Linked DNA regions of Homo sapiens: all the other regions are linked to region 2. A link is a loop called in an ENCODE intact Hi-C map of the cell type or tissue named here. Cell type or tissue: endothelial cell of umbilical vein. All regions are shown on one strand. Each heading gives the region's core, and the rest is flanking DNA. Links, peaks and the distances in the headings are about the cores only.

What was found. Hi-C counts contacts between places; a loop is a spot of excess contacts. Peaks named below come from ENCODE experiments on the same cell type or tissue, not always from the same donor. Only the 100,000 strongest peaks of a DNase experiment are listed, where the experiment ranks them.
Region 1: it touches region 2 in a loop (2.7-fold over the local background); 21 of 110 quality-filtered maps call a loop at or near these places.
Region 3: it touches region 2 in a loop (4-fold over the local background); 7 of 110 quality-filtered maps call a loop at or near these places.
Region 4: a loop joins it to region 2, with 25 times the contacts of the local background. A loop is called at or near these places in 95 of 110 quality-filtered maps.

What each region holds. Positions count from the first base shown.
Region 1 is chr7:148,769,846-148,775,328 of GRCh38, reverse strand. All of the region lies in intron 9 of CUL1 (cullin 1), which reads right to left. Among named protein-coding and RNA genes, the nearest start is that of CUL1, 74 kb to the right of the region's middle. RefSeq lists enhancers at 1,608-1,657, 1,978-3,177. In endothelial cell of umbilical vein, for the core only: no CTCF peak of the experiment used is centred there; a DNase peak (open chromatin) is centred at 2,518; H3K27ac peaks cover 1,165 bases.
Region 2 is chr7:148,572,525-148,578,007 of GRCh38, reverse strand. No RefSeq gene overlaps it. Among named protein-coding and RNA genes, the nearest start is that of C7orf33, 16 kb to the left of the region's middle. RefSeq lists enhancers at 2,077-2,371, 5,198-5,483. In endothelial cell of umbilical vein, for the core only: a CTCF peak has its summit at 2,215 (motif pointing left); a DNase peak (open chromatin) is centred at 2,227.
Region 3 is chr7:148,940,009-148,945,491 of GRCh38, reverse strand. It overlaps RNY5. Among named protein-coding and RNA genes, the nearest start is that of GHET1, 45 kb to the left of the region's middle. In endothelial cell of umbilical vein, for the core only: a CTCF peak has its summit at 3,446 (motif pointing right); DNase peaks (open chromatin) are centred at 3,491 and 4,101; H3K4me3 peaks cover 1,455 bases; H3K27ac peaks cover 1,105 bases.
Region 4 is chr7:148,959,598-148,965,080 of GRCh38, reverse strand. It overlaps RNY4. Among named protein-coding and RNA genes, the nearest start is that of GHET1, 25 kb to the left of the region's middle. RefSeq lists enhancers at 85-584, 585-1,086. In endothelial cell of umbilical vein, for the core only: a CTCF peak has its summit at 2,200 (motif pointing right); a DNase peak (open chromatin) is centred at 2,090; H3K4me3 peaks cover 1,001 bases; H3K27ac peaks cover 1,430 bases.

The DNA.
Region 1 (5,483 bases), core at 133-5,132, 200 kb before region 2:
AAACCAAGCTGGGTTACACTCCAAATGTAAGGTTCTGTAGCTAATTTTATCAATGACTGGACAGTGTTCTTTTCTTACCATCCAGAGAATGTTTGCATCAAGACTCAGTTATTTAATCACGCACTTCACTACAGAAGAGAAAGGGGATCTTGGATGTCTAAACTAAACCCAAACTCAAATCTACCAGAAGTAGCTGGTAGTACATTCGTCTGTTCACTGGTCTAAGTTCACACATGACTGGGCTTTTATAATTATTTCTAACTCAACTTCCCAATCTAAATCACAGAACTTTTTCTGCTAATGTACTCGGATCTACCCCTTAGTCTTCCATTGAAAAATAACTTGCCGGAGCTACCTAATTTCTGCCTATCAAATTCTCTATCTGATGTGCTGCCTTTTGTAAGTATTATACCATCACCCCAATCCTGGAGCCAGCTACTGAGAGCAGCTTCTGAAAACCTCTCCTGTTTCAACACAGCATTTCTCTCAGAACTGCAAATAAAGTTCACAACATTTCTCCCCAGTCAGTGTCTGCAGCCCAACACTCCAATGTTAGACCCAGCAGCCCTGCCGGGTGTTGAAGTATCTCACAGACCCATCTCTGTTGGGCCACACTGCAATACCTGTTAGGCTGAGGACACTAAATCAAGATATGGTTTCAAAGAGGACTTGTGCTTTTTTGTTGCTACTTCTGCCCTGAAGACCAAGTGTAAGGAGATATTCTCTTATAGCCTGATTTATGTTCATTTACAGAGCTGTCTTTGTGGGGGAATACAGTAACATCCAGACTGCTGAGCAACTGTGTGTTAAACATTCAAAATGGAATCAATTGTATAGTCAAGAATTAACAGGAACTTACAAGTCTGCATTATTTGACCCTTCTCCTGAACTTTATTTTGGCATTGTGCTATAAGCTGGTGTCATGGAAAACTATCAAACTACCCAAGGACTTGACATCCTATTTCCTTGTGAGTGTACTGCTGATGATGCTGTCCACGGCACTACCATGCTTTTTAGGATGAGCCACTGGAGAAAGTATCCTCAGCTCTGACCATCAAGAAAAATCATTCTTCTGAGTTACTAGCCGATCGTACCCCACGGCGCTGGCTGTCTTTAATGGCAAGCTCTCTGTACTGACTACAACGATTTCGAGGCAAATCATGACCTACCTCTAACAAGAGTAACGGACTGCATTGCACACACTTTGAGAATTATATTAAGCTCTATTTTGTGTCTCATATCCTTATTTTGCTATTCTCCGATTTATTTAATTTATCTTATTTTATTTCACGTATTGTGTGAGCAGCCCCAAGTCCTTTTCGGAGCAATGGGAAGTGTAACTAAGATGTAAGTATACTGATAAGGTGTCATAATAAGCTCTGAGGACACAAAACTGGATAGAGCCATCTCTGCTACAATAGAGGGACGTTCACACGGACATCTAAAGCATAAAGCAGTGTCACATAAACAGTCCAATGTGCCATTATTTCAAGGGGGAGATGCTACCATTCCAAGGTGACTGAGAAAACTTTTGAGCTGGGTTTTGAGAGATAAATAGGTATTTCACAGGTAGAAAAAAGAAGGACTGTCTCTAAGAAGAGAAGACAGAAGAACTAGGAAAGCAGAGTGAGGCAAATTTACACAATGGTGAGTTCCAGCTGAGAAGACACACGCAGCGGGGTCAAGAGTCGTGCAGCCGAGACGGCAGCCCTGCAGCAGACGGCCTTCACCATTATCATCCACAGATCCTCGCTGGGTAAGAGGCTAGGCCCGAAACCACAGAGCATAAAACTATAATGAGGCGTGAGCTTCGCTCTCAAGGGCTGTACCACCCATGGTGCAGTGACAGGAAGCACAGGAAGTTATAACCACATGTACACTTGTAATGAGAGTTTTACAAATAGGGCTTAGGATAGAAGAGTTAAGGTCAGCTCTTTCTAGAAGGGAGGATTTGAGCTGGCCTTAAAAGCAGGACTAAGACAAGCAGAAGGTAAGGATGACTGTGTTATAAGTAGAGACATTAGCCAGAGTTTTGGGGTAGGGGAATGATATTATAATAGTTTCACTGGAAGACAGGGTTCATGAAAATGTGGGCTAATTAGAGGATTTTGATTTAGTGTAATATTATGATTTATATTATCACAAGGAAGGGCTTTATTCTGCTTTGTTTAAAACAAAGGATGAAAAGAACACAGAGTAAAATTATAAATGTATTAAGTGGTATTTCTGAAAGACGAAACTGCTAATTATCATGAGGGATGAATGGGAATGGGAGAGATGTGGGGCCATTTGGGAGGTGCAGTGATAAACGAAGCCCAGATTAAGATGGTAGCCTTGGGACTGGAGAGAAAATGCATAGAAAACAGTAAGAGCCAAGGGAGGAGGAATTCCCATGCTCCACTGACTCATCCCAGAAGACAGAGGAGGAGACAGCTTGCTACCGAGACAGGCAGGCTGCTTACTGCTTTGAGGAGGATTCTGAGGCTACGTCCAGACCCTGCAGGAAATTATACCCTATTAGATTACTAATGCTTATGATGAACAAGGCATGAGGGCAGGGTGACTCATGCTACACAGCTGCCACCTCTGTGCTAAGGAATGGAGAAGAGGTGAGTTTCAAATGAACCTGCAATGTAGGCACTAAACTAGGCAGATGAGGTCACGGAGATGTGACAAGGACAAAGGCAAGGCATTCTAATTCAGAGTTCTTGACATCACGTCTACTACAGGAATGCCCTAAATGCTTGCTAAAGAAATGAAACAACGATTTCAGTTTGATCTGCAAAATTTGTTTGCCCTTTGATTTGAAACACTGACCACATCATGCAGCTAAAAATACTCCTCAATTTGGGATAATGTTTCAATAAGCCCATCATAAACTGAATGTGTGGGTTTTTTTTTTTGTTTTTTTTTTGAGACGGAGTCTCTCTCTGTCACCCAGGCTGGAGTGCAGCAGTGCAATCTTGGCTCACTGCAACCTCCGACTTCCAGGTTCAAGTGATTCTCCTGCCTCAGCCTCTGGAGTAGCTGGGATTACAGGTGCCTGCTAACACGCCCGGCTAATTTTTGTATTTTTAGTAGAGACGGGGTTTCGCCATGTTGGCCAGGCTGGTCTTGAACTCTTGGTCTCAGGTGATCTGCCTGCCTTGGCCTCCCAAAGTTCTGGGATTACAGGTGTGAGCCACTGCGCCCGGACCTGAATGTGTGACAGTATTTTCAATGTACGATGAGTTTATTGAAAGTATCATAAATGCCTATTGTTTTCATGCCATTTTAAAGTCAAAAAAATCATTAAGGTGAGCCATTCTAAGCAGGAGACTGTTTGCAGTTGCTTTGGTCAAATAAGAAAAATTAAGAGCCTAGCACAGGGCCAGGCACACACAGTGGGCATTCAATTCTTTTTAAAATGACCACGTGAAGGAATGGTCTCTGCTTTGAAGATGCTCCCCTTCAAGCCTCACTAAGTGAATGGAGGCCATCACCTTCTATATTTTAATATAGACTATTTTTTGATACATTCCCAACCTGTTCCTGGGCCAGCAATCATGCATGGGGTTACTTGCCTATTAAACAAGCCATTTCTCCTATCCCTTGCTCAGCTCGAAACCAGTTTGAAATCTCATCCTTGAATATTTGTGTGCAAGGTTCCCAAAGTCCTCCTGGTGCCCCAGTGCAATAGGCTAATTGATCGCCTCACATATCAGTTGAGCACAAATGCCCTTGATCACGAGGCTCTCTGAAGGCTGGAGAGAACGCTTCCAAACAGAGTGGAATCCTGACGGACAGTCCCCTCCCCACTCCGAGGTTCGGAGGGCTCTCTCTTCAGTTTCACGTCACTGAGGGCTGCCAGCTTTTAGGTGGCGAGAGGGAGATGCCATGAGGGAAATTCCCCTTCAGCCAGTTTTCCAGAAATAGCCTTTAATGTTTAAATTGGTTTTAACTAGGGAAAAGATATGCCTTAAGAAAAATTCATAAGTAGGTTCTAAAACTTCGAACACAAAAAATATTTGACTTACATGATAAACTGGAAACCTCTACGAATTTCAGTCTAGGCCAGGTATTAGCAGTAAAGCTGGTTTTCTAACCAAATTAGTGGTATAAAAGGATTAGCCAGATAAAAAACTTTTTTTTGGCCTCTCAAAGGAGTTTATTTCATCAAGAACAGCTTCAGTGTAACATATATAGTGTTCTAGTCCAGAGAAAGACACGGGACTGATATTACACATTTTTGCACTTAAAAAAAATCACTTAGGTAGTGCCTTCTATGGCATTTAATATGCTAATTATAAATGATTCTCGTACACTATGATTCAACTTAATTAGGCAAAAATTTTTAAACTTTAAAAATTGTGTTCTCAAGGTAATTAAATCCCACTTAAAATCATGTACAATGATTCTAACTTTTACTAACCTTTTTTTCTCCTGATTTTTCATAATCAGTGGGTTTTTGAAAATAATTATGGTTGGGTTACAATGTGTCTTTTACATTTACCACATAAATGATAAAAACTAAAACCTATTTAAAAGTATTTGTTTTTTAGCAGCTGTGTTTCTTTCTTACAATAAGTAATCAAGCACCTACTGTGTGCCAGGCTATGGCCCGGGCACCCACGCTCCCCCTGAGCTTCAATTCTGTGGGCTTTCCCAGAGATGGCGAATGGAGGTGGCAAGTGTGAGCCCAGAGCAGGGAAGGGCACGAGGAACCCATGCACCAGACAGACAGCATTCCAACAGAAGGAGCCAAACGGCAAGTTTACAAATAAGAATAAAACTGCATTTTAGGAAACACTCCTTTTGCAGAAAATTGGAAAAGTATTTGCTTTCCCGAACATTTTACTTCATAAGCACAACAATTAAAAAACTCAGAGTTTCATGAGTTCAATGTAGAAACAGTGCTTATGTAAATAATAACTAGAATCAGTAACTTACTAAAAAAAACTAATATTTGACTTTTGTGAGTGAAGGCAGATGCAACGTGGGTTTACTGAGCTATAACTCTTCTTCACGGGAGAAAATCTTGTTTTGGTTCTTAAATTCAGGTTAATCAGTGGCTTAGATTTAAGTAACACAAGCATTGTTTAAAAGCTTGATTTCTCGTAAAATGTAACTGCTGTTAAAGGCAGTTTATTTGTGCTGTCATTGCTGACGGATGAAGCTTCCTCAAATAGAGAAATGATTTACATAGAAGGTATACTTTTGCTTTAACTGATCGAGTTAGGTAAATGTCAGATTCAAGACTCATTGACAAAGTCAATCGGCAGCATTTATTCAGTGCCTAAAATATCAGGCAGCTGATTGTATCCAAGAAAGAAACAATGGAACATGAGAATCATAGTTGATTATTTCTCCAATTTAGCACCTTACTTTGGTTTGGAAAAGATGAACATTAGAATTAACGTCCCATCTTTCCTATAAAACTGAAAAAGTAATTTATAATGCTTTTTTTTTCTTTCTTCCTTTTAAAGGAGACAGGGTCTCACTAC
Region 2 (5,483 bases), core at 288-5,287:
AAAATGCCCAATTTATTGACAGGAGATCTTGCAAAACGCTGCCTTGCATGATGGGGCTCACTTCATAGCTAAGTAGGTGCAACAGTGGACACATCACCAAGGGATCCACTGGCTACGCCCCTCTCATGTCACAAGTCTTTCTCAGACTGCTTTTCCCCCATCAGCCAGTCTTCGTCCTCCCATGCTCCTCACCCCCCAGCCAAGTCCATGTATATTCGTATCCTGTCCTTGGGGCACATTTCCCTCCATACCGAGCGAAAGTTCTGCACACTGGAAGGCTTTCCCCTCACCGCCCCTTCTCAAGGTCACTTTCAAGTTGGGTTCTAGCACAGTAGCCGTCCATTTTTAGCTAAACCATCCTTGAGCCAGGTCCAGCTCCTGACCTGGAAGAATATTGGAGTGTCCTTTTAAAAGCATATCTTAGAGGGGCTGGTTAGCTCAGTTGGTTAGAGAATTGTGCTAACAAAAGCGTATCTTTTTTTTTTTTTTTTGGAGACAGGGTCTCCCTCTGTCGTCCAGGCCTGAGTGCAGTGAGGCCATAGCTCACTGCAATTGCAAACTCCTGGGTTCAGGTGATCTTCTCGCCTCAGCCTCCTGAGAAGCTCGTACTACAGACACATGCCACTGCACCTGGTGAATTTTTATTTTTTTTTTAAAGTAGAGGCCAGGTACGGTGGCTCACTCCTGTAATCCCAGCACTTTGGGAGGCTGAGGCAGGTGGATTGCCTGAGGTCAGGAGTTCGAGACCAGGCTGGCCAACATGGTGAAACCCCATCTCTACTAAAAATACAAAAATAAGCCAGGCATGGTGACGGGCACCTGTTACCCCAGCTACTCGGGAGGCTGAGGCAGGAGAATTGCTTGAACCTGGGAGGTGGAGGTTGCAGTGAGCTGAGGTCATGCCACTGCACTCCAGACTGGGTGACAAGAGCAAAACTCCATCTCAAAAAAAAAAAAAATAGATAAATAAAATAGAGACAAGGTCTTGCTGTATTGCCCAGGCTGGTAAAAGCACATCTGAGCCCCCAGCTTGAGAGGACACCTCTGGGGTTGGCTTACTGTCCTTTAGGGAACAGTACATACCTTGGAACCAACCATCATCACATGTGCTCTGCCCCTGAGGGGTAGCACATGGACATCTGGGAACCAACGCCTAGAAGTAGGAGTGGCCCTTCTCACTATCACCTTCAGGGACCCACTTGGGAAATGCAGGCTTCCTATACTTGTAACTTTATGTCTGCTGGGTTGTTGAGGGTTTGCAGGGAGGACACTTTCAATAGGGAATACAATACAGTTTCCATAGTACCTAAAGCTGTAGGTGCCAACTGGTGGGGTCATTTGGTCTCCTCCTGGCAGTGGACAGCAGGCAATGAGGAAGTCAGTGCGCTGATAGGTGACAGGTTGTCATGAAGAGACAGGCTTACTGCTACATGATGGGGGCAGAGAGGTGCATGTTTAGAACCCACTAGGGCACCTCGGCTGGGCGCCATGGCTCACGCCTGTAATCCCAGAACTTTGGGAGGCTGAGGTGGGTGGATCACCTGAGGTCAGGAGTTTGAAACTAGCCTGCCCAACATGGTGAAACTCTGTCTTTACTAAAAATACAAAAATTAGCCGTGTATGGTGGTGGGTGCCTGTAGTCCCAGCTGCTCAGGAGGCTGAGGCAGAAGAATCTCTTGAACTCGGGAGGTGGAGGTTGCAGTGAGCCAAGATCGCGCCATTGCACTCCAGTCTGGGTGACAAGAGTGAAACTGCATCTCAGAAAACAAAACAAAAATACAACCCACATGCCACCTCTTAGACTGTTCTGCACTTATAACAGTGAATAGACAATTACAGCAACTACAGTGTGACCAGGGGGTGACAACTAGGGGTGCAGGCTCCTCAGAGATGACCCATCAGACAAATACTGGCCTAGAATGAGGGAAATTTAGAATGGAGAGTAGAGGAGAAAGGTGAAAATCAGTTACAGTCTGAGGACCAACCAGTAGAAACTTGTTCCACTCATCTTTCTCTTCAAAGCTTTTTCTTCTAGAAATTGTGACTAGCCCCTGTCGCAGAGGATTACCTTGACAGGCACAAATGGATCTGGCTGGTACAATGGGTGGGCAGTACTCTACCCATGTCCCCTGTGACCTTGAACCATTTTTGGGCACACTAGTTCCTGAGGGTTTTCTCTCCCAACAGTCAGGAGCCACATCTCTTTGTTGGAGGGCTGCCCTCCAGCGGCCAGAGCTGGAAATGCCTGAGAACGTATATTCCCTTGGGGCCGCCCTTGGCCAATAGTTGATGGCTACTGGGGTATAAATTCTCTGCTCTTTTGCTGCTAATTAGGACAGTTCTCAAGTGTGACCTATGTTGTCTCCAGAGCTCTCTCTGGGATTGAGTTGAAGGTACTCTATATGCGACTTTGACATTGTTACCCTTACTTGGCCTCCTCGCCTTCCTATCCCTAATTCTCCATTCCTTTACCATTTTTTCCTAATAAATTACTTTTACATGAATTATTACCATTATTATTATTATTTTGAGATGGAGTCCGGCTGTGTTGCCCAGGCTGGAGTGCAGTGGTGTGATCTCAGCTCACTGCAATCTCTGCCTTCCAGGTTCAAGTGATTCTCCAATCTCCACCTTCCAGCTTCAAGTGATTCTCCTGCCTCAGTATCCCGAGTAGCTGGGATTACACCAGGCCTGGCTAATTTTTGTATTTTTAATAGAGATGGGGTTTCACCATATTGGCCAGGCTCGTCTCAAACTCCTGACTTCAAGTGATCTGCCTGCCTTGGCCTCCCGAAGTGCTGGGATTATAGGTGTGAGCCACCGCGCCCAGCCCACTTTTACATGAATTCTTGTCTGGACACTTTCAATAGGGAATACAATATGGTTTCCACCATACCTAAAGCTGTCGATGCCAACTGGCCAGGTCATTTGGTCTCCTCCTGGCAGTGGACAGCAGGCAATGAGGGAGCCAGTATGCTGACAGGTGACAGGTTGTCATGAGAAGGCAGGCTTACTGCTACACAACGGGGGTAGATAACTTAAGCTAAGACATTTTCTTAGGTGTTTGAAGTGAGAGAACCAGATGTGTTAATTTTGTAATCAGAGTTTAAGTGTCTAAGGGAATTTAATTTTCTAAGTCATGTTAAACATTTAAAGATGATTTGGTCAGGTAAGAGTTCATCGAAATATTAATAAAGGGACAAAAAGAAGTGGCTGTTCTTTTTCATAAAAAATTAGTTAGGTTTATAAATAAAATAGCCAGATTTAAAAATAGAGCTTCAAGTTTTAAAATAAATTAGGTTTCTAATTCATAGCTAATACAGTTGACTTGAAGAAAATAAATATCTTTAGAAATTGCTTTTCAGGTTGGAGAGTCCTTTTTAAACAGCAGAAGCTCATTATATTTCAAAAAAATAAATATTGAATGAATAAATTCCAGGCTTAACTTTATGCTTATAAGTTTCTGTAGTTATATTCTTCATTGTAAGTGTGAATTATCAAAAATATCCAGCAAGGTATATAAAGTACTCAAGTCAATATCAAAATGTCAAGCCTGAACTAAAAATTAGAAGCACTCAAACCAAAATTGACAAATGGGATCTAATTAAACTAAAGAGCTTCTGCACAGCCAAAGAAACTATCATTAGAGTGAATAGGCAACCTACAGAATGGGAGAAAATGTTTGCAATCTACCCATCTGACAAAGGTCTAATATCCAGAATTTACTAGGAGCTTAAACATATTTACAAGAAAAAACGAACAACCCCATCAAAAAGTGGGCAAAGAATATGAACAGACACTTCTCAAAAGAAGACATTTCTGCAGTCAACAAACATATGAAAAAAAGCTCAACATCACTGATCATCAGAGAAATGCAAATCAAAACCACAATGAGATACCATCTCATGCCAGTCAGAATGGCGATTATTAAAAAGTCAGGAAACAACAGATGCTGGAGAGGATGTGGAGAAATAGGAACTCTTTTACACTGTTGGTGGGAATGTAAATTAGTTCAACCATTGTGGAAGACAGTATGGTGGTTCCTCAAGGATGTAGAACCAGAAATACCATTTGACCCAGCAATCCCATTACTGGGTATATACCCAAAGGAATATAAATCATTCTACTATAAAGACACATGCACACATATGTTTCTTGCAGCACTATTTACAATAGCAAAGACATGGAACCATATGGCACATATACACCATGGAATACTATGCAGCCATGAAAAGGAATGAGATCATGTCCTTTGCAGGTACATGGATGAAGCTGGAAGCCATCAACCTCAGCAAACTAACACAGGAACAGAAAACCAAACACCTCATGTTCTCACTCATAAGTGGGAGTTGAACATTGAGAACATATGGGCACAGAGAGGGGAACAACTTACACTAGGGCCTGTTGGGGGTGGGGGGTGATGGGAAGGAACTTAGAGGACAGGTCAATAGGTGCAGCAAACCACCATGGCACACGTATGCCTATGTAACAAACCTGCACCTTCTGCACATGTATCCCATTTTTTTTTAGAAGACATAAAGAAAAAAAAATTAGAAGCACTCATAAATTATCCCAGGTACTCATTTACCAAACTAGGCAACTAATTACAGTTATGCTCATCAATGCATATAAAATAAGTAGTTCAACATTAAAATGAATCTATAAAAAGGTGCATCAATAATCATAAATGCAAGATATCATTACATCGCATTCTGGTAATCATCTGAGATAACTACAATTTTAAAATCTGGAATTTCACCTTGAAAGGTGAGATAAATACAGTTGAATATATTTTCAGGTGTGTCTGTTCCTAAGTGCAATTTTCAGTTTTACTGAAGAAAATGAAGGCAGAATTCAGAAAATGAAATACAGCAGTATTCATTTTATTACGAAAACAGGTAGTGAAAATTTTATTGGCATTTTCCTAACTGTATAAAACTTAGTAAAACACTTCATGCTTTAAGAAACATTTCTGTTCTTGATAAAAATTTAGGGCTTGAATGCTTATCTTTGGTAAATTACTTTTACCTTCTGATTATGATAACAGATCTCTCACAGCTTAAAGCAGAATTCCTCTCTATTTACTTAGGTCTTTGATTTTACAACAAAGTGAGGGCTGAATATAAATATTCTTACACGTCCCCCTTTCTCTGGGGAAGCAAAGGAGAATGAATTATAGGGGAGAAATGTGGAAGTATAAATATAACTCTGTCTAAATTATTTGGCAGTTATGTTAGTCTGTATTTTAAAAACCTAAAAAAAGTAAACATTCAAGTTTGTTCCTCAGTACATGAATTTTGAAGCAAATTTATAGTTTTTTTTTCCACAGAGAACCACGCATGTCGTATCTGTTAAATTTTGTTATGTAGTTATTCAGAAATATTGGAAAAATAGACCAGGTAAGCAAGTATAGGCAATCCTAAATTCTAATTTATGTAATCACAATGTAATTATAAATATTGTTAGATTAGAAATATTTCAGA
Region 3 (5,483 bases), core at 348-5,347, 370 kb before region 2:
GCTGTTCAGTACGTGACAGCTGGCTTTCCCCGGCAAAGGAGAGAGGCACTTTACTTTTGTCTTATTCTATTCCTTAGAAATGAGTCAGTAAGTTCAGATTACACTCAGGAAGAGGGAATTACACAAGGGCACAAAAAAATTAGTGCCAGGAGGCAGGATCCTTGCAGAGTTCCCTGAAATGCAAGGGATGATAGCATTCATTTCAACAAGATATCTTTCTCTCTCTCTCTCTCTCTATGGTTGTTTTTACGTTTTTCATGTTCTGTAAGGATGCTACTTTTTTCCTTATATTATATACACAATATATAATATATATCATATCATATACACAATATATAATATACCATATCATATATACTATATAATATATATCATATCATATACACAATATATAATATATATCATATCATATACACTATATGTAATATATCATATCATATACACTATATAATATCTATCATATACATTATATATAATATCTATCATATACATTATATATAATATCTATCATATACATTATATATAATCTATCATATACATTATATAATCTATCATACATTATACATATCTATCATATACATTATACATAATATCTATCGTATACATTATACATAATATCTATCATATACATTATACATAATATCTATCATATACATTATACATATCTATCATATACATTATACATAATATCTATTATATACATTATACATAATATCTATATTATACTATATACATAATATATGTTATATACATATGTTATATACATAGTATATGTTATGTTATATACATAATATATGTTATATTATATACATAATATATACATAATATATGTTATATTATATACATAATATATACATAATATATGTTATATTATATACATAATATATACATAATATATGTTATATTATATACATAATATATACATAATATATGTTATATTATATACATAATATATACATAATATATGTTATATTATATACATAATATATACATAATATATGTTATATTATATACATAATATATACATAATATATGTTATATTATATACATAATATATACATAATATATGTTATATTATATACATAATATATACATAATATATGTTATATTATATACATAATATATACATAATATATGTTATATTATATACATAATATATACATAATATATGTTATATACATAATATATACATAATATATGTTATATTATATACATAATATATACATAATATATGTTATATTATATACATAATATATACATAATATATGTTATATACATAATATATACATAATATATGTTATATTATATACATAATATATACATAATATATGTTATATTTACATAATATATACATAATATATGTTATATTATATACATAATATATACATAATATATGTTATATTATATACATAATATATACATAATATATGTTATATTATATACATAATATATACATAATATATGTTATATTATATACATAATATATACATAATATATGTTATATTATATACATAATATATACATAATATATGTTATATTATATACATAATATATACATAATATATGTTATATTATATACATAATATATACATAATATATGTTATATTATATACATAATATATACATAATATATGTTATATTATATACATAATATATACATAATATATGATATATTATATACATAATATATACATAATATATGATATATTATATATTTTTGAGATGGAGTCTTATTCTGTCGCCCAGGTTGGAGTGCAGTGGCACAATCTTGGCTCACTGCAACCTGCGCCTCCCAGGTTCAAGCAATTCTCCTGCCTCAGCCTCCCAAGTAGCTGGGATTGCAGGTGACTGTCACCACTCCCGGGTAATTTTTGTATTTTTAGTAGAGACGGGGTTTCGCTATGTTGGCCGGGCTGGTCTAGAACTCCTGACCTCATGATCCGCCCACCTTGGCCTTCCAAAGTGCTGGGATTACAGGCTTGAGCCACCGCACCCGGCCGAATTTTTGTATTTTTAGTAGATACCAGGGTTTTACCACGTTGGCCAGGCTGGTCTCAAACTTCTGACCTCAAGTGATCCGCCCACCTCAGCATCCCAAAGTGCTGGGATTACAGGTATGAGCCACCGCACTCAGTGATATATATTTTTTCATAAAAAATTATTTCACTCTAAAACCTGATCTTACTCATTGTCACTCTTGGGTTTGAGTCATAGGTTGAAATTATATATACAAAAGCTAAGTTCTGGTCCATTTCCTTCACGGTGGACCTCATTTCTAATTATTTGTCACCTGAAGTGGATATTGAAGTGCCTATCACATTTAGCACATTGAACAAGATTCTGGGCCGGGCGCGGTGGCTCACGCCTGTAATCCCAGCACTTTGGGAGGCCGAGGCGGGTGGATCATGAGGTCAGGAGATCGAGACCATCCTGGCTAACAAGGTGAAACCCCGTCTCTACTAAAAATACAAAAAATTAGCCGGGTGCGGTGGTGGGCGCCTGTAGTCCCAGCTACTCGGGAGGCTGAGGCAGGAGAATGGCGTGAACCCGGGAAGCGGAGCTTGCAGTGAGCCGAGATTGCGCCACTGCAGTCCGCAGTCCGGCCTGGGCGACAGAGCGAGACTCCGTCTCAAAAAAAAAAAAAAAAAAAAGAGATTCTGGTATTCTAACTTTGTAGACTACCAGCCATTCTAGAATTTGGGGGCTTTGTATGTCAAGGCTTTTACATTCAGGACTCAGGTATTAATAGTTTAAGAAGGCTGACAGACACAAAGTGCCCGTTTTCAGCAAGCTCTCAGCAGCTTGTGAATGCTCCTCAGGCCCTTATTAACAAATGATGCCCTTTTCTTCTGTCGAGATTTAGTAATGATAGGGCCCTTTTGCCAATTTTTTCAAGGGCATTTTTTTGGAGCAAATTTACAATAGAGGGTGCATATTTTTCAATAGTGCAGCCAAGTTTATTTGCTAATGAAGAAAGCCAGTGTGTTGGACTTTTTTGATTGAATCTGAGTGTCAACTCTAAGCAACTGCTGGCTGACAACTGCAGACGGAAAGGCTGGATGAATGCCAGCGAGGAAGCCTTGCCAGGGAGGTGAAACCGATGAACACCTCCATTCTTAGCTGGTTATAAATTGGATATTGATCCGAATCTGTGAACCTATATATTCTTAAATTTTTTTTTCTTATAGCTTTCAGATTGTAAAACCTATATATTTTATATGTGAAACAAACGAACAAACTTATGCAAAAAATGTACATTATCTGCTCACTCACACCTACACAATTATTGAATTTATAGCAACAAACTGTTTATAACTTTTTTATTTTTCATTTTTGAGACAGGGGTTTCGCCATGCTGCCCAAGCTGGTCTCAAACTCCTGAACTCAAGCGATCCCCTCCCACTCCCACCTCGCCCTCCCAAAGTACTGGGATTACAGGCGTGAGCCACCAGGAGGTGGAGGTTTCAGTGAGCCGAAACCGCGCCATTGCACTCCAGCCTGGCGACAAAGCAAGACTCTGTCTCGGGGTGGTGGGGGGGAAAGTATACATACATATATGTATGTGTGTGTATATGTGTATGTATGCGTGTATATATATATATATATTTTCACATATATAGAAAAGTAACCTTGATTATAAGGTTTATTAAAAACCGAATACAATATTTAATACATTCAAAGGTAATTAAAACAAAATTATTCCTTTCGTGTAAATTTTCTTCTCAGGCATTTTGAAGGTTAATACTTCAACGCTGCTGGGAAGTTAATCTTACTAAAAGAAGCTTATAACCAATAGGCTTCCTTGAAAGTTTTTCAAATCAACTAAAAGCTACTCTTTCGTTCAAACCGTCAACTAAAGGTTACTTTTATATGCGTTTTTATTGATTTATGTAAACGTTGTCTACTACTGTTATTAGTGCAAAACAGCAAGCTAGTCAAGCGCGGTTGTGGGGGGAGACAATGTTAAATCAACTTAACAATAACCCACAACACTCGGACCAACTGTGTTATCCTGTGAGTCTCTTGTTATTTATAGTGCCTACTTAGGGTCTTTTCTAGGTAAGGAGACTTTTCAGAGCCTATGCCATGATCGTAAAAATAAAATGTGTAAAACTTTTTGATTAAACACAATGAAAACAAAACCAAATGCTCTCTCTTAAGAGAGTTTGTAAGAATTATGTTAATCAACCAAGGTTTTTCTGCATTTCACTTTTACAAATGCATTGTGGGTAGCGCCTAGCTAAATATGAAAGTAAACCCGGCGCGTGGTTCGCAGCCACGCGGGCTCCGGGCAATTGCGCTTTAGTCTGGGTGGACAGCTTCGCCGGAGCTGAGAGCCCGCGACCTGCCGGACCAGGGCTGGGCCGCGGGTCAATGATCCAGGAAATCCCGTCACTCGCGTGCCTGTGGCTGAAGCGCGGCAGCTTGTCTTGTCCGTTTCGTGTCAGTTTCAGGGCTGAGTGGCAGCGTCTGGACTTTGCGGACGCCGAGGGCTCAGATGCTGGGCTCTGGGGAGGGAGAGGGCGCCGGCCGGCCTGTCCCTCTCCGGGGATTTGCAGGTACCACCTGTCGGCTTTGTTTCATCATCAGGAGCCCCTTTGCCCAGAAATCCCGATCGTCTACACCCAGGTCTCTACTGATCAGAGATTGAGAGTGAGTCAACAGGAGTCCAACACGTGACCCCCATAAGTCTACCCTCTTTTCCCCCAATACTTGTAGATACCACCCAGTAACACCCGTGTGTGCTAAAAATCCTATTCTGGGAGTTCTTCGGCAGTTTAAATCGCCCATGAATTACTCATATTTTCTCAATCCACCGTGAGCCTGGCACATTTCTTTTCAGTAATTGATTGGGAAAGTGCAAGCCATTGGTGACCTTTAGAAGTTTTAAATGTTTATAACGAAAGGGCTAAGGACAGAGGAGATTACCCACACTTAAGTATTTTGCACCTTAAAAATGCTAGCAAAAATATGAATTTATATTCCTTCAGGGAGAAGATTTCGTCTGAGGACGTAGGCCGAACCTTGTGTTTTATATGTCATATGAATTACGCTCTGAAACTAAAATATGAAATAGATTCCATAATTAAGCCCTTTGGAATATCAGCCTCATCTGAATTATTTCTAAGGATATTTTTGCCTTTTTTGGTTTATTAAAAACTTCCTTTTGGGGAAACTTGTATAGATTTTCTGCACTTAGGCAAAATAAAGCATTTTATTCAAAATATTTCTTAGGGTTTTCCTAGAACTTACTCTTCTTTCTTCCTGTAAAGACAAACCTAGGAAATTGTTCAGAAAAAGGCCCAAGGTGATTTCCTCATAACCTATAGTGATTAGTGAGAAAAAGTTTGGATATTGGGGATTTCGGGGTTGATTTGATAATTTCAGGAAAATGAAGAAAACCTCAAATTTAAGATATTAAAATGTTTAAAAATTGTCCTAGAGAAAACGATGGTACTAAAAGCTTAAAAATTTCTAAAGAT
Region 4 (5,483 bases), core at 219-5,218, 390 kb before region 2:
CAACTATCTTTTTTTTTTTTTTTGAGATGGAGTCTCATTCTGTCACCTAGGCTGGAGTGCAATGGCACAATGTGGGCTCATCGCAACCTCCGCCTTCCAGGTTCAAGCGAGTCTCCTGCCTCAGCCTCCAGAGCAGCTGGGATTACAGGCACCCACCACCATGCCTGAAAAATGTTTTCTATTTTTAGTAGAGACAGGGTTTCACCATTGGCAGGCTGGTCTCGAACTCCTGACCTCAAGTTATCCACCTGCTTTGACCTCCCGAAGTGCTGGGATTACAGACGTGAGCCACCGCATCTGACCCTAACTATCGTTTTAAAGGCACACTTGTCCCCCTCCCTGTTTCCTCCTAAAACAGCGAGCCGGCATCCCTGCCTCCTCCTAGGCGTTCTTATTTGGTGTAGGATGGTGATAAAGCCACCCCATTCCTTTCCTTACACAGAATCCCTCCCCTTTTGGGGTCGGCATTTTCTTGGACAATCAAATGTTCTTGGAGCTGCTGACTGCCTCAGGGATCTTTTTTTACAAGAAATAGTGGTGATCATGATTGGGCTACAACAGCTGCTGGGGTGGTCCTGATCCCTGGGGCCAGGACTGGGAGGACTGAGAAATGTGGCCAAGGCATCAAGGCTCAGGGGTCGCACCCTCAGCCATTCTTGAGACCCTCTCACCAGCAGCACAAGGCGATGCTGCCTCTCAGGCCCAGGGCGGCTGCCCAGGAATCAGCTTTCTGTGGCCGCTTTTCTTCCTTTTCCAGGAGGCCTTTGTTGTTAACCCTTTGGTGCATCAGGAAGTTGATCATTCCATTCCGTAGAGACGGAAGCAAACAAGGAAAGGAAAAAAATAACTCTGATGCTGAAACAATGTTGATGAAAGCTTAATTGAGAAGTTTCTTGGAGAGACTCCACCGAACAGAATCGGTTGAGCAGAAAATTGAAACAGACACAAACACTGTCTGTTTTGGATCGGACTGGTTTTTATTCTGGAGATAAAGTGCAGCAAGGATTGTGAATAAATATGAGGGCTGGGGGACACAGCGCTGTCAAGTTAACCGTTCTGTGCAAACGCAAAGCTGGCGGACAGGGGCCTCCTTGTTTGAGGACAACGGCCCCGACTGAGGCTCTGGGCTGACAGGAAACGCACCTATAGTCCCAGCTACTTGGGAGGCTGAAGCAGGAAAATTGCTTAAACCTGGGAAGTGGAGGTTGCAGTGAACCGAGATCGCACCACTGCACTCCAGCCTGGGCAACAGACTGAGATTCTGGCTCAAAAAAAAAAAAAAGTACATTCAGGCTGGGCACAGCGGCTAACGCCTGTAATGCCAGCACTTTGGGAGGCCAAGGCAGCAGGATAACTTGAGCCAAAGGAGTTGGAGACCAGCCTGGGCAATATAGTGAGACCCTGCCTCTACAAAAAAGGAAAAAAAATAACTGGATATGGTGGCATGTGTCTGTAGTCCCAGCTACTCAAGAGGCTAAGGTAGGAGGATTGCTTGAGCCCAGGAGTTTAGAGCTACAGTGAGCTATGATTGTGCTACTGTACTCCAACCTGGACAACACAGTAAGACCCTAAAAAGAAAAGGAGGGGGACATTTATGTAAGAATGCTTTCCCCCCAACATGAATATTTTGTAAAGTTAGCTTGTTTGATTGAAATACAAAATCAAATGGTAAAAAGCCAGTCAAATTTAGCAGTGGGGGGTTGTATACCAACTTTAGTGACACTAATGTTAATAAGTTCTGATAACCCACTACCATCGGACCAGCCAGAAAAACTGCTTTCACTTTCATTTTATAAATCTCTGAAGTGGCTACTCTAAATAAGTTAGGATGAGTTATTTTAAGAATTCTCCAAAAAGTCTGATATTATATGACCCCTACAAAATAATACTGCAAAAAGCCATACATTATCTGATTATCTTCCTTTAATTTTAAATAGCTTAATGCAAACTGATATTCAAAATAAATGTAGTTGCATGATGGGAAATAGACGTAAATTACCAAATGGAAGCCTCTTGTCCTTTGCAAATACCTGAAGACATTCATGAATCAAAGAAAAGTAAATGAACATATTTGTGTCAAATGCCCAGCAATAGAAACGTTGAACATTTAATGTCAACAAAATGAGCTTTGGTGTTTTTTTTTTTGTCGTCTCCCTGCCTGTGATCTGCAAAATGCCTTCCTGAATCAAGGCAGCAGCAGATGGCAGCAGTGCCCAGAGCATGCACTTTCCATCCACTTTCCCACGGAGCCTGGACCAGAGAACTCCTCACCCACGAACACACTGTTTTCACATCACCCACAAACACGCTGTATTCACATCACCCACGAACACGCTGTGTTCACACTGGTTGTTTCCTGGGACTTTTCCTGATAATCCTTAATAGTTCCTATAAATCACATGGGTACGCCAGGTTTAATATGCTCAGATCTCTCACCTTTCAGACAGGTTGCTGCTGGCATTGAGAAGTTGCCATAATCCTGAAAACAGCCTTTTACCAATGGTTTTATCAATGAAAGCCAAATCCCTCTCAATGATTAGATATAAGCACTCTCACTGAGTTTAGTAAGAAATCCCACATTAACCAGAAAAAAAAGGAATGAAAAGGATTAGAAAGTGATCAATAAACCTTAACTATTATTATCTTTGCCTATCAAATCTCAATTTTCCTGTTTTAAGTCATTCATATTTTAACATACCAAATGTTAAAGTATTAGGTTGGTGCAAAAGTAATTGTGGTTTTTGCCATTAGTTTTAATAATAATTGGAAGGTTTCAACTGACAGAAGAAAATGTATGTTCAAGATTATGATTAACTTGAATGCTTAGGAAATGTCACTTTCTTTCTTTCTTTTCTTTCTTTTTTTTTTTTTTGAGATGGAGTCTTGCCCTGTTGCCCAGGCTGGAGTGCAGTGGCCTGATCTCGGCTCACTGCAACCTCCTCCTAGGTTCAAGCCATTCTCCTGCCTCAGTCTCTCAAATAGCTGGGACTACAGGCACATGTCACCATGCCCGTCTAATTTTTGTATTTTTAGTAGAGACGGGGTTTCACTGTGTTTTCCAGGCTGATCTCGAACTCCTGACCTCAAATGATCCACTCTCCTCGGCCTCTCAAAGTGCTGGGATTACAGGCATGAGCCACCGCGCCTGGCTGGAAATGTTACTTTCTAAGGCATAACATTCCCCACCTTCATATGTATTGAGCTCAGCTAATCCCAGGAATTTTTTTAAAGTAATTGGAATGAGAATTATAATTGTTCTGGGACCTGGGCTTAGAGATGTGAAGGGCTGAGGCTTCCGGAGAGAGAGTGAAGAATACAGAAAAGACACAGTCCCTACCCTCAACTTGGTGATTGCTCCAGCAGTGATTAGGACAACTTTCCAAAGTAGACTAGCTGAGATTTCCTGGAGGGCTGGCCAGCTGCTCTGCCTCCCGGGTTCACGCCATTCTCCTGCCTCAGCCTCTGGAGTAGCTGGGACTACAGGCATCTGCCACCACGCCTGGCTAATTTTTTGTTTTTAGTAGAGACGGGTTTTCACCGTGTTAGCCAGGATGGTCTCAATCTCCTGACCTCATGATCTGCCCACCTCGGCCTCCCAAAGTGCTGGGATTACAGGCGTGAGCCACTGCGCCCAGCCACATCTCTTGTTAAAACATAAATAATCAACTTCTGTTTAACATGGTAGGCTGCCCACCAGCAATTGCCTCAATTCCTTTTGGAACCATTAAAATTAGACTGAAATAATAAAAAAGGAGCAGAGAAGAGAAAGAAGACACACTTGCATTCCTTCCTCTGCCCTGGAATGAGGTTTGGGGGTGTGGGGCTGGAGAGCCATCCTGAGACCACGAGAACAAAAGCCCTCACTTAGGAAGGCCTAAGAGAAAGAAAAAAAAGTCTTGGTGCATTGATGACAGGTGGGGCACTGCTCCAGTTCTGGACACGGCCCACCTCCATACTTTCTGCAACAAGAGGACACTAAATCTGCATGAGTTTAAGCCACTGTTACTGGGTTTCCTATGACACACAGCTCAACAGATTCCGAGCCATTAGAGAGAGTATAGAAAGTGTGAGATATGGACGGCTGGATCACTGGTGGGGTATGAGGAATTTTAGCTAGCACTGGATGTAAAGTTAGTAAAGTTCTTCAAGGAAGAACAATCTTAGTTTGACGATAATATGTCTTTAACACCTCCCATTTGTTAAGCTGCTTTTTTTTTTTTTTTTTTTTTTGAGACGGAGTCTTGCTCTTGCTCTGTCTCCCAGGCTGGAGTACAGTGGCATGATCTTGGCTCACTGCAACCTCCGCCTCCCAGGTTCAAGCAATTCTCATGCCTCAGGCTCCCAAGTAGCTGGGATTACAGGTGGGCACCACCACGCCCAGCTAATTTTTGTAATTTTTAGTAGAGACAGGGTTTCACCATATTGTCCAGGCTGGTCTCAAACTCCTGACCTCAGGTGATCTGCCCACCTCAGCCTCCCAAAGTGCTGGGATTACAGGCATGAGCCACCGTGCCTGGCCAAAAAAGTTGATTGTGGTTTCATGTGCATATACATTTGCCAAAAGTCATTGAACTGAATAATTAAAACGGGTACATTTTATTGTATACAAATTAAACTTCAATATGGATAAGAAGAAATAAATCTCTACTCAGGGGTGAAGAAAAAAAGAAATGAAAAAGAAGTAACTAATTAAAACAAGTTTATTTAAAGGAAATATTGTGTGAATAACTATTAAAGTCATCCTTGGATTTCACTAAGCATCTCAAATGGCCGAGGTGGAGAACTGAGTTCAGTGAGGGGTTGAACAGACACTGAGCTCAAGGTCCTAGAGGCGCATCCAGGAGAGGCCTTGGGGCTGGAGCTGGGTGCTGCTGAGAACCTGAGGGCAGACAGAAAGGAAGTGAATGCAAAGACCCCACAGTCTTGCTTTGGTCTACCTGGAAAAATCATCATTTTTTTAAGGAATTTGGGCCATTTGGCCATAGGGGTCATAGGTAAATACTTTCCATAAGTTAACTTGTACTTTTCTTCAAAACATGCTGGAAAACATTTCATGGCTTCCTGCTGCCTTCAAAGGATGTTAAAGTTCCTTGTTTCTCCGGCTCCTGTCTTCCACAGGCTCAGCTGTGCAGCCTGCCTCCACCCAGGCCTCTGTCATGACCCTCTGCCCTCCAGCCGGACCCCAGAACTGTCTGTAGTTCCCCAGTGAGTTACTCTCTTTGGCCCAGAGGCCTCTGTCCATGCTGCTGTCTCTCCCATCCATACCGATTATAACTAGAGCCCCTGTTGGCAAGGAAGGGGAGGGAAATGATTATTTTAGGGGAACCTGTCTGTGGACACAACAGGTCCACAAAATGCACAAAAGCTTTTTCAGTCAGCTCTGCTAAGCAGCTCTCTGACATGATATCTCCCTTTACAAACCTCTGTGCATGGGATATAAACATGTTTCCTCTAAAAAGCATAAGGAGGCCAGGCACAGTGGC